Linked DNA regions of Homo sapiens: region 2 is linked to region 1. Evidence: chromatin loops called from intact Hi-C (ENCODE). Cell type or tissue: heart left ventricle. All regions are shown on one strand.

Evidence for each region. Peaks named below come from ENCODE experiments on the same cell type or tissue, not always from the same donor. Only the 100,000 strongest peaks of a DNase experiment are listed, where the experiment ranks them.
Region 2: it touches region 1 in a loop (1.9-fold over the local background); 2 of 110 quality-filtered maps call a loop at or near these places.

Annotation. Positions count from the first base shown.
Region 1 is chr10:119,340,151-119,345,150 of GRCh38, forward strand. The region is part of intron 2 of GRK5 (G protein-coupled receptor kinase 5); the gene reads left to right. Among named protein-coding and RNA genes, the nearest start is that of GRK5-AS1, 3.3 kb to the left of the region's middle. RefSeq lists enhancers at 550-1,143, 1,144-1,736. In heart left ventricle, no CTCF peak of the experiment used is centred here; a DNase peak (open chromatin) is centred at 2,031; H3K27ac peaks cover 2,427 bases.
Region 2 is chr10:119,393,207-119,398,206 of GRCh38, forward strand. It overlaps GRK5 (G protein-coupled receptor kinase 5), which reads left to right. Exons shown (of 16, transcript NM_005308.3): 4 at 3,489-3,566. Among named protein-coding and RNA genes, the nearest start is that of MIR4681, 18 kb to the left of the region's middle. In heart left ventricle, CTCF peaks have their summits at 74 and 276; DNase peaks (open chromatin) are centred at 65, 1,875, 2,195 and 2,675; H3K27ac peaks cover 1,483 bases.

The DNA.
Region 1 (5,000 bases):
AGAGTCTCACTCCGTCACCCATTCTGGAGTGCAGTGATGCAGTCTCACTCACTGCAACCCCCGCCTCCTGGGTTCAAATGATTCTCATGCCTCAGCCTCCCAAGTAGCTGGGATTACAGGTGTGCGCCACCACGCCCAGCTAAATTTTGTATTTTTAATAGAGACAGGGCTTTGCCATATTGGCCAGGCTGGTCTTGAACTCTTGGCCTCAAGTAATCTGCCCACCTCAGCCTCCCAAAGTGGCTGGGATTACAGGTGTCAGCCACCATGCCCAGCCCCAAAACTTACTTTTAATTCCTTTTCTCATTACAAAAATAATATATGTCAATGGTTGCAATTTCCAAAACAATTTTAAAAGGGGAAAATAAAAACTGCCAATGAGATAAGGATAAACACTGTTAACACTTTGGTCTGTTGCCCTTTTGTAGTTTGTTCTGCTTCTAGGGAGAGAATTGTACCAGCCTCGACTATCATCTTCCTTGCCCAGACATCAGATATCATTTAAAATGGAAACCTGTGGGTTGTAGAATCCCCCTTGGACTGGGAGGCAGAAGACCCAGTTTCTTGTGTTACCACTTGGTCCTGTGGCCTTGGGAAAGCCACTTAACCTTGATTTGCTCGTCTTTAAAATGGGGACTCAGTATTCCTCACCTTAGCAGATGGAGTGGCCAAAGGTGTTTCTGGCAGAGAGTGCTTTGCAAAGTGCTGTGCAAATTGCTGGCCAGTTTTGATGTGGGTGTGTGAGCCTTTGGTTGGACAAATGGCCAGAGTAGTTTTCCTGTCTTCTTGGGGGAACTGTGACCCTTTCTCGTAAAGCTGTTCTGTCTCTGATCCTGGTGAACATCACCAGCTTCCTCTAGCTGCCCAGAGCTGCCCCTCCCCTCTGCCCTGCCGTGTGGCACCTGGCCCAGTGCAGTGTCCAGTCCCTCTCCAGGTCCCGATGCCTCGGCCTCCACAGTATCTCCTAGTCTGCCCCTCTCGCCCCATCTCCACCATTTCCACTTGATCCTTGTCCCTGCCTGAACTCCTGTGTCAGCTCCTTGCTCCCTCCAGGCGCACCTACTTCCAACCAAGCTCCATGCAGCAGCCAGGAGGCTCTTTCTGAAATGTCAGTCTGCTCTCGCCACCACCTGCTTCAGTAGCTTTCCACTGCTGTCAGGACAGAGTCCAGAGGTCTTGCTGAAGCTGACCAGGCCCGGCCTCTCCGCCCTTGCTGACTGCTTCAGCTTCACCCCTGCCGCTCATCTCCTGACTTAGCCATTCCTTCATGTTTCTTCTTTTCTCCAGGCCTTTGCCTGGGCTGTTCCCTCTGCTGGATACACTTCCCTAACCCTGCTTGGTAATCAACTCAACCTTAGTCCCCTGCTTCATAGGTCACCTCCTCCAGGAAGCCCTCCCTGGTGACCTCACCTAGTCAGGGTTTGCTCCCCACCCTCATGCTGCCACTGGCCCCACTGTGGTTGTCTGATGACTCACCTTTGTCTTCTGTTTGGCTGTGGGCTCTGTGAGAGTAGAGCCTGGGTCTGCCTGACTGTGTTTTGCCAGCACCCAGCATGAGTGTCTACCCTGTACCAGGCACTTGTAGAATCTTGTTTAGATATTTTGTTCTCCCCTGGAGATGGAAAAACACTCAATCTTCCCAAGTGTTAGACTGATTGCTGATGGGTCTTATTTTTCTCTCTGAGTTCTTTTAAGAGTCCTGGAAATGTGGACTGAGAACAGCTGTCGCATGTCAGTTCCGAAGTAGCCGCTTTTATCAGAAACGGTTTAGAGAGAGATTCCTAGTTGCACCTCCCGCCAAGGGCAGTGACCCCACTTTTCTCTCCCCTTGCAGGCCCCTATCCGACCTCAATGGGAGGCGTGGGAGAGTTATGGGGAGTACATCCCACCGGCACAGCTGTCATGTCAGCCCTGTCTGGCTGCCGGAGTTCGACTGGTCAGGCGAGATGGGCACAGGCACGGCTCTGCTAAAGGCCTTGGCTGAGCCCAGCTTGGGGCAGAGCAAGCCACTGAGAATGGCTTTGCCAGAAGACTCCGTCATCAGGCTTGGGTGTCCACAGCCTTGGAGTGCTGAACAGCTGGAACATCCTGAGGCATGTGGCGGGTCAGTTGGGACAAAGCCATTGAGCTGCTAAACCAAACCGGTGCTGCTGGATTGGGACGGAGACAGCAGTGAGGAACATGAGCTCCAGTGTCAGAGGGACCTGGTTTTCATCCAGGCTCTATTCCTTACTGGTTGTGACTTTGAGCAAGTGATTAGATTTCCCTGAACCTCAGTTTCCTTATCTGCAAAATGGGAACTGGAGTGTTGCAAGGATTGAGTGAAGATCTGCATGGGGAGGGCTGCGTAGGGTCTGGCCTGCAGCAAGTGCTCATGCAGCATCTGCTTTCCCGTCTTCCTCTTCATCCTCACAGCCGTTCATCATCGTGGTTGTCATCAACCGTCCCGTGCGGTGCAGAGCTTTGCTTCTTGGTTCTGCCTGCTTGGTGGTTGCCAGGTCCCGCCAGCTTAAGTTTATCTGTTCGTTCATTCATTCATTTATCTGTTAAGCCCCTCTTCCTTCTTCCAGGCCAGGGAGCCAGGGTGCTGCCAGGTGGTGGGGAGCGGCTTTCAGAAGTGGCTCTTGGCAGCGCAGGCTGGGCTACATTTATGGCCTTTATGTAACCCCTTTGCCCTGAGCCCCATTCCTGCCCCTCAGATCTTTATTTACTGACTCTCGGCAGACTTAGAGGTCCTGAAAGGCACCCCCCAACGCCCTCATCTCATTCATCCTTCTGCCTCCAGGCAGGAGGGTCCTCAGCCATGGCAGACATGTGGGGTGATAGCCAATCCCAGCCATGAGCCCCTATTCAGCTTTCACCCTGGGCAAGATCCTGTGGAGGGTCCCAGTGTGGGGCTGGGGGAGGGATGTGGGATCAGCTGAGATCCTTAGGAAGCTGTCTCTAGTTGGGAAGACAGCAGAAAGCCAACACGTGACACTGGGTGACAGCCCTGTGCAAGTGTGCAAGGCGGGTGGCTGCCAAGGTCCATCTTCAGTACTAAGAGCCCAAGGGCGGGGTGGGGAAGGGGGACAGAGACATCTGTGTGGCAGGGAAGGTGCCAAGTGAACAGATGAGAGAGAGAGAGAGAGAGAGAACACTTTTGGGTCAGCAGGTTCAGCGTTATCCAACCAGCAAACATTTCCTGGATGCTTACTGTGGGCCAGGCACCAGGCTATGTGCTTTGCAGACACACACTCGTCCAATCACTACAAAGCCCTGTGGGGCAGGTGCTGCCTTCCCCACCCCTATTTTAGGGATGACGATGCAGAGACTCAGAGAGGTTGGTAAGTTGCTCACAGGCACAGATCTCTGAAGGAAGTGGAGCCTGGATTCACACCTGGGCCTGAGTCGAGGCCATGCTGGCTGTGGATTTCCTCCATATTGGCCATGGCTTCCCCGTGGACGTGGAACAATATGGGCATGTTTGGGAGAGGAGGTGTATTCTGCTTTGGTGGGCTCTATGCAGAGGTCATGAGGCAGAAGGTCAGGGGAGGCTGGGTTGGGCCCGGGACACCAGCCATGCCTCCTGTCTGAAAGGTGAGGTCCTTGCCCCGCAGATAGTAGGGATCCATTGAATGTTCATCTCTGATAGCCGCTGTCTGCAGTCATCCTCAGGGAGAGAGCAGAGAGCAAAGGGAAGCCATGGACAGAGCAGGCGGGCTTCCAGGCTATATGAGATGCAGTTCCTCCTTCTCCAAATTCTTATTAACCCACTGTGTACGGCGTTTCTCAAGTATCCAGCCCAGGACTTGGGATGTACCATAAACAGCCTCCACTTCTGATGACGGTAGCGCTAAGGCTCAGGTAATGCCACAGGAGGCAGGAGCGGCTGGAGCTTCTCTCTCCTGCAGTGTCAGGCCAGAGCAGGTTTTTCTTTTTTCTTTTTCTTTTTTTTTTGGCGGGGGGTAACAGATCCTTTTTTATTTTTTATTTTTTTGGCCTATGCAGCAGTTATTTTATTTTATTTTTTTTCAGTATTTTTATTTTATATTTATTTTTGATTATACTTTAAGTTCTAGGGTACATGTGCACAACGTGTGGGTTTGTTACATACGTATACATGTGCCATGTTGGTGTGCTGCACCCATTAACTCGTCATTTACATTAGGTATATCTCCTAATGCTATCCCTCCCCGCTTCCCCCACCCCACGACAGGTCCTGGTGTGTGATGTTCCCCATCCTGTGTCCAAGTGATCTCATTGTTCAATTCCCACCTATGAGTGAGAACATGCGGTGTTTGGTTTTCTGTCCTTGCGATAGTTCAGAGTAGGTTTTTCTTTGTGACGCCCGGTCGCAGGATGTCTTTCAGCACCACCTGTCAGAGCTCTCCAAGCCGGCAGCTGTTCCCGCTGCCCACCTGTCCCTTCCCTGCTCTTTTTGGGGATGGTTTCTCGCTCCCCTGCTGTCTGTCCTCTCTTTCCCCTCCCCCTGCAGGGCCTTTTGGAAGGTGGCAGATGGGCATGAATGTCACACTGGCTGTCTCTTTGCCTGTGCTGTGCGTGGGGCCGTCTAGCCCGAGAGATCAGCTCAGGCATATTCCAGGTGCGGCTTATGTTGGTGAGAAGTTCTCATAACCTGAGCTGATGGGGGTCAGAATGTGCGTGTGGGGTGCAGAGGGAGCTTCCCACCCCTGGCAGTCCCCTGCCCTCCTCCCTTGGCCAGCCAGCCACAAGACCCACCCTTCCTTCCTTCCTTCCTTCCTTCCTTCCTTCCTTCCTTCCTTCCTTCCTTCCTTCCTTCCTTTTCCTCCCTCCCTCCCTCCCTCGCTCCTTCCTTTCTTTTTCTTTTTTTCTGAGATGGAATCTCGCTCTGTCTCCCAGGCTGGAGTGCAGTGGCGCCATCTCGGCTCACTGCAACCTCCACCTCCTGGGTTCAAGCAATTCTCCTGCCTCAGCCTCCCGAGTAGCTGAGACTACAGGCGCCCACAACCACGCCTGGCTACTTTTTTGTATTTTTA
Region 2 (5,000 bases), 53 kb after region 1:
AATGCTCTTCAAGTGGTGGCCTGGCACGGACTCTTTGAGAAAGGCCTTTTGATCCCGGCAGGGGAGGCCTGTCCCCGCGTGCTCCCTCTGCCGCCCTGTGGACCTGCGTGCCCATCCACCGGCGGGGCCTCTGCCGGGAGGCAGGTGACCTGAAAGGGATGTTATTTTTTTAACGTGGGTTTTAGTACCCACAGCAAGAGTATTTTTAGCTGGTTATTGAGGCTGATTAGTGAGCCCCAGGCCTCCATTTGGTTAAATAGAGCCACCTTCACAGATGTATTTTCGTACAGTGCAAATCTAGTGTTCTGGATGGTATAGAGTTACCCCAAATGATGGCCGGCCATTTGCCCAGGGCCTGCGTCCTGCAGAGCAGTCTAGCTACATTCCCACGGTGCCGGACCAACGGCGGGCTGTCCAGGGGCAGCAGGACCCTGGGTGCTTCTCATTCTGGAAAACAGCAGGCAGCTGGCTCTAGAGTGCTCAGCCCCTTTGGAGACGCCACTGCTGCCCCGTCGCTTGCTAGCTGTGCTGTATTGGAACCTCTTAGACCCTTAGTTTCTTCATCTGCAAATCGGGACTAATAATACCTACCATGTAGATATAATAATAATACCCTGCCATGTAGGGTGAGCCTGGAATCAGCACTCCATATGGGGTGTGTGTCTGTGTGTGGGTGTCTGTATGTGTGTGTGTAGGGGTGCGGGTGTGTTTGTGTGGATGGGTATCTGTGGGTGTGTGGTGTTTGTGTGTGGGTGTCTGTGTGTAGGTGTGTGTGGGTATGTGTGTGTGTGTCTGGGTCTGGGGGGGTGCGGGTGTGTTTGTGTGGATGGGTATCTGTGGGTGTGTGGTTGTGTGTGTGTGTCTGTGGGTGTGTGTGGGTATCTGTGTGTGTCTGCGTCTGTGTGGGGGGTGTGTGTGTGTGTGTGGGTATCTGTGGGTATGTGTGTCTGTGTGTGGGTTTGAGTGTGTGTGTGGGTGTCTGTGTATGGGGGTGTGTATCTGTGTGTGGGTACGTGTGGGTGTGGGTGTGTGGGTGTCTGTGTGTGGATGTATCTGTGTGTGTGTGGGCGTGTGTGTGGGTGTGTATCTGTGTGTCTGTGTGGGCACGTGGGTGTGTGTATCTGTGTGTCTGTGTGTGGGCATGTGGGTGTGTGGGTGTGTGTGGGTGTCGGTGTGTGTATCTGTGTCTGTGTGTGGGCATGTGTGTGGGGGTGTGTGGGTACGTGTATGGGTGTGTGTATCTGCTTAGTGGGCACGTGTGTGGATGTGTGTGGGTGTGTGTATCTGCGTGTCTGTGGGCACGTGTGTGTGGGTGTGTGTGGGTGTGTATCTGTGTGTGGGGGCACGTGTATGTTTGGGTGTGTGTGTGTCTGTGTGTGGGTGTGTGTCTGTGTGTGGGCACGTGTATGTTTGGGTGTGTGGGTGTGTGTGTGGGTGTGTGTGTGGGTGTGTGTATCTGTGTCTGTGGGCACGTGTGTGTGGGTGTGTGTGGGTGTGTATCTGTGTGTGTGGGGGCACGTGTATGTTTGGGTGTGTGTGTGTCTGTGTGTGGGTGTGTATCTGTGTGTGTGTGGGCACGTGTATGTTTGGGTGTGTGGGTGTGTGTGTGGGTGTGTGTATCTGTGTCTGTGGGCACGTGTGTGTGCACACATGTGCACTCAGGTTTAGGAGAGCGACAGGGGGCACAGAGGAAGAAAATAACAGGAAAAAGTCAAGAAGAAAGAGCCACCTTAAAGCATCTCAGGAATTCATCTCTCGAGTCAAATCATCAAGAAGTGCCCAGTCCCTCAAGGCTCATCTTGATGTGGAAGAGGAGTTGACCTCTGGGGAGAGGCTCTGCCCACGCGGCGCAGTGGGAATCCAGAGGCCAGCGCGCCAGTCCAGCAGCTGTGACCTTGGACCTTGGGCAAGTCCCTGACTTCTCTGAGCCTCTGTGTCCAGCCCTATAAAATGAGGGGTGGGATTCCTTACAGAACCACTGCCCTATCTCCCTGTGATCTAAATGATTGTAGTGTTCATGTTTCTTCATGGGAGAAAATCATTGGATCTTGGCTCTCCATTAGAAGAGAGAGGGCAAGACAAGGACACTCGCTCACTGTGGTTGGAAACGAGCCTGGCTGCCTCTGTGGTCACTGCGAGTGCCGCCTGCGTGCTCCCTTTGGCTGGCCTGGGAGGAATCGGACCCTAGACACTGAGGTGTGAAGTTTCCCTGAGGGCCGGCTGGGCATCTGACTGCATGGTGGGACGCCTGGGGAGGAGTTCGGGTCCGTCTATGCTGGTGTCATTTCCTTCCTCTTTTGAAATAGCTGTACTTTTGGACAGAGGCTGACAAATCCTTGGGTGGTGGATTTTGAAATGGTTATAAACAATTTGCAATTAGCTCTTTTGTCTAAATGAGAAAGGGCCGCTTACTCAGGCTTTTTATTGACTCGAGGCCCTTTATCCATGTGGCGAGTGCGTCAGATGTGAGCGAAGGAGCCCCTCTGGGATTCAGGGAAATTAAAAAGTCTGTTTTTTGGAGACCTCCCATCTTTAGAGCTTGGGCCCCCTGGCTTGGCTAGTTATCAGAGTCCTAAATTCTGTGGTGTGGTTGAGGAGAAGCCCTGCGCTTGGAGGTTCGAGTCCCAGCCCTGCCACCTCCCGCTGCATGACCCTATGCAAGTCCCTTCCCACCGCCGGCCCTCGGGATCTCCACCTACAGACGAGGGGTTGGGATGGCAGCCCCTGTTCTCCTGCGTCACTGCCCTGGCTCTTTCGAGGTTCAGATAAGAACATCTTAAAAAACCTGTGTATGTTCACTTTGTAAACTGAAAAGCTGGAAAAGACCAGGCATCCACATTATTGTTTATCCTTGCAAGGTGTAATAATCACAATGGCGGTAACTATAGCAACTGTTTATTATTATTTATGATGGGCCAGGCCCCAGGCCAAGAGCTTGATCACTTCCGTCTGTATAATCAGTGTATACCTAGGTGCTGGTACCATCTGCGTTTTATAGAAGGGTTAAGCAAATTGTCTACGATCACACAGCTTACAAGGTCTGAGTGACCTAAGGCAGCTTCTCGGCAGCCTTCCAGTCTGGTGGGCTGTTATTTTTCTGGTAGTTTCCTTTGATTCATCTAAGTCAGTGGTCTTCAACCCCGGCTGCCCAGGTGCCAGCCCTCATGGCCCACTGGAAAGCCTGGTTTCATGGGTCTAGGGTGGGGCCTAGCATCAGTGTTTGCTCAGGGCTCCCTGCTGATTCTGATGTGCAGTCTGCATGGAGCACCGCCATCCTGAGACCCAGCATCTGTGAGAGAGGGCAAAGTAGTTTGGACTAAACATCGGGGCTCCGTGGCCAGGTCTTCCCCCCCGGTTTCCTGACCTGCAGGAGAAGGGGGTTGGTCAGGTGGCCTCTAGGGGATTTCCTCCAGGGGCTGTGAGGTTCTGTAACTATAAGAAGCTCATGAGCAAACCTGTTATTGTTCTTTTTTCTCCTTCTGTTTTAGGCAGAATATGAAGTTACTCCAGATGAAAAACTGGGAGAGAAAGGGAAGGAAATTATGACCAAGTACCTCACCCCAAAGGTAAGGAGTCTTCCAAACCCCACAGCAGGTGGCACAGGAGGCCTTATGCAAAAATAGGAGCCCCTAAGTCTGTGCCAGGCCACATGGGGAGCTGTTAAGTGCTGGGCTGGTGGCTGTTGTTGACCTCCTGAGATCACAGTTCCCATCCTCCCCCAGAGAGTGCCCAAGCCTGGCAGGGCCAAGATGGGGATGGTCTAGGCCAGGACTGGAGTAGGGGCGGGATGCCTGCTTCTTGGGGCCCAGCCCCTTCAAGGGTCACCATGCTGCTGTGTGCCCACACCCAACCATTTGTGGTAGGGCAGATGGAGGCCTGGCCAAGTTCAGGAGAAGTGCCCAGAAGGAAGGGCTTAGCAGGGCAGTTCTGAGAGGTCAGCGTGGAGGGGAAGTGTTGGGGGTTGACTGGGAGGGAAAGGGGGTGCCCAACGACATCAAAGAATGAAGAGAATTCTGAAACATATTCTGGAGTATTCTGAAGGGTCAGGGGCCACCCCGACCCCACCTCGGGGCCACCCACTGGATAGTTGAAGCATCGGGGTACCATTGTCCTCAGGGTCCAGCAGCCTCGGTTCTCCAAGATCTGCTTCCTCTTGACTCACCTTCACAGAAGTGTGTTCTCAACCCATTTAGTGTTCTAGTGTCAGTGGTTCTGCCCACTTGGTCAAGCCACATTCCCTCCCTGGGCCTCTGTTTCCCTTTCTTAAAAGTGGCCTTCCTGTCAGACTCACCTCCCGGAGGTGTTGAGAGCCTGAGATGGGACCTGTGTGGGAATAGCTTTGCGTGTGTCCCATCCCCCGGGGCCAGTGGTGGCTTCACCCTGCTCAGGACCCTGTGGGCCAACCAGCTCCCCGGAAGAGTATACCTCCTGGTGCCCATCCCAGGCTGCCAGTGGACTGAGGTCACCACAGCCTGTGGAAGGTCTTGGCCATCAGTCCCCTCAACCTCCTGCACCTCTTGCACCAAATGTAGCCCTCGTTCTTCTCCAGCATCAGCAGTTGGTAGTGGCCATTGCCCTTGCAGGGTGAGACCAGCCTCACGCCCAGAAGTGTTGCCCTTTGTCACGCCCCACTCTGGACAGCCTGCTAGACGGCATTCCTAATGCGCACACAGTCGCCATCACCTTGTTGCCTCCCCTTGCTGTTTCTCTGCTGCATCCATCATAATCCATGCACTTCTCTTTCTGTGAACTGCAAACACCCCCAGCCCTTTTGCACTTTTCAGAAATGACAGAATTTATGTTTATAAAACACTTCTAGGCATAGAATAGGGCTAGTTTGCTCTGGACAAGGTGTGGCCCTGGGTAGGCACAGCTGCCCCCACCTTGGGGGCCTTGCTATGCTCCAGATATGGGCCTGTTGCTGTCTGTGAGGTTCTCAGGTGGACACAGACGAGGAGACGTTCTCAGCAGGGTCCCTGTTCACCCAGTCGCAGCCGATG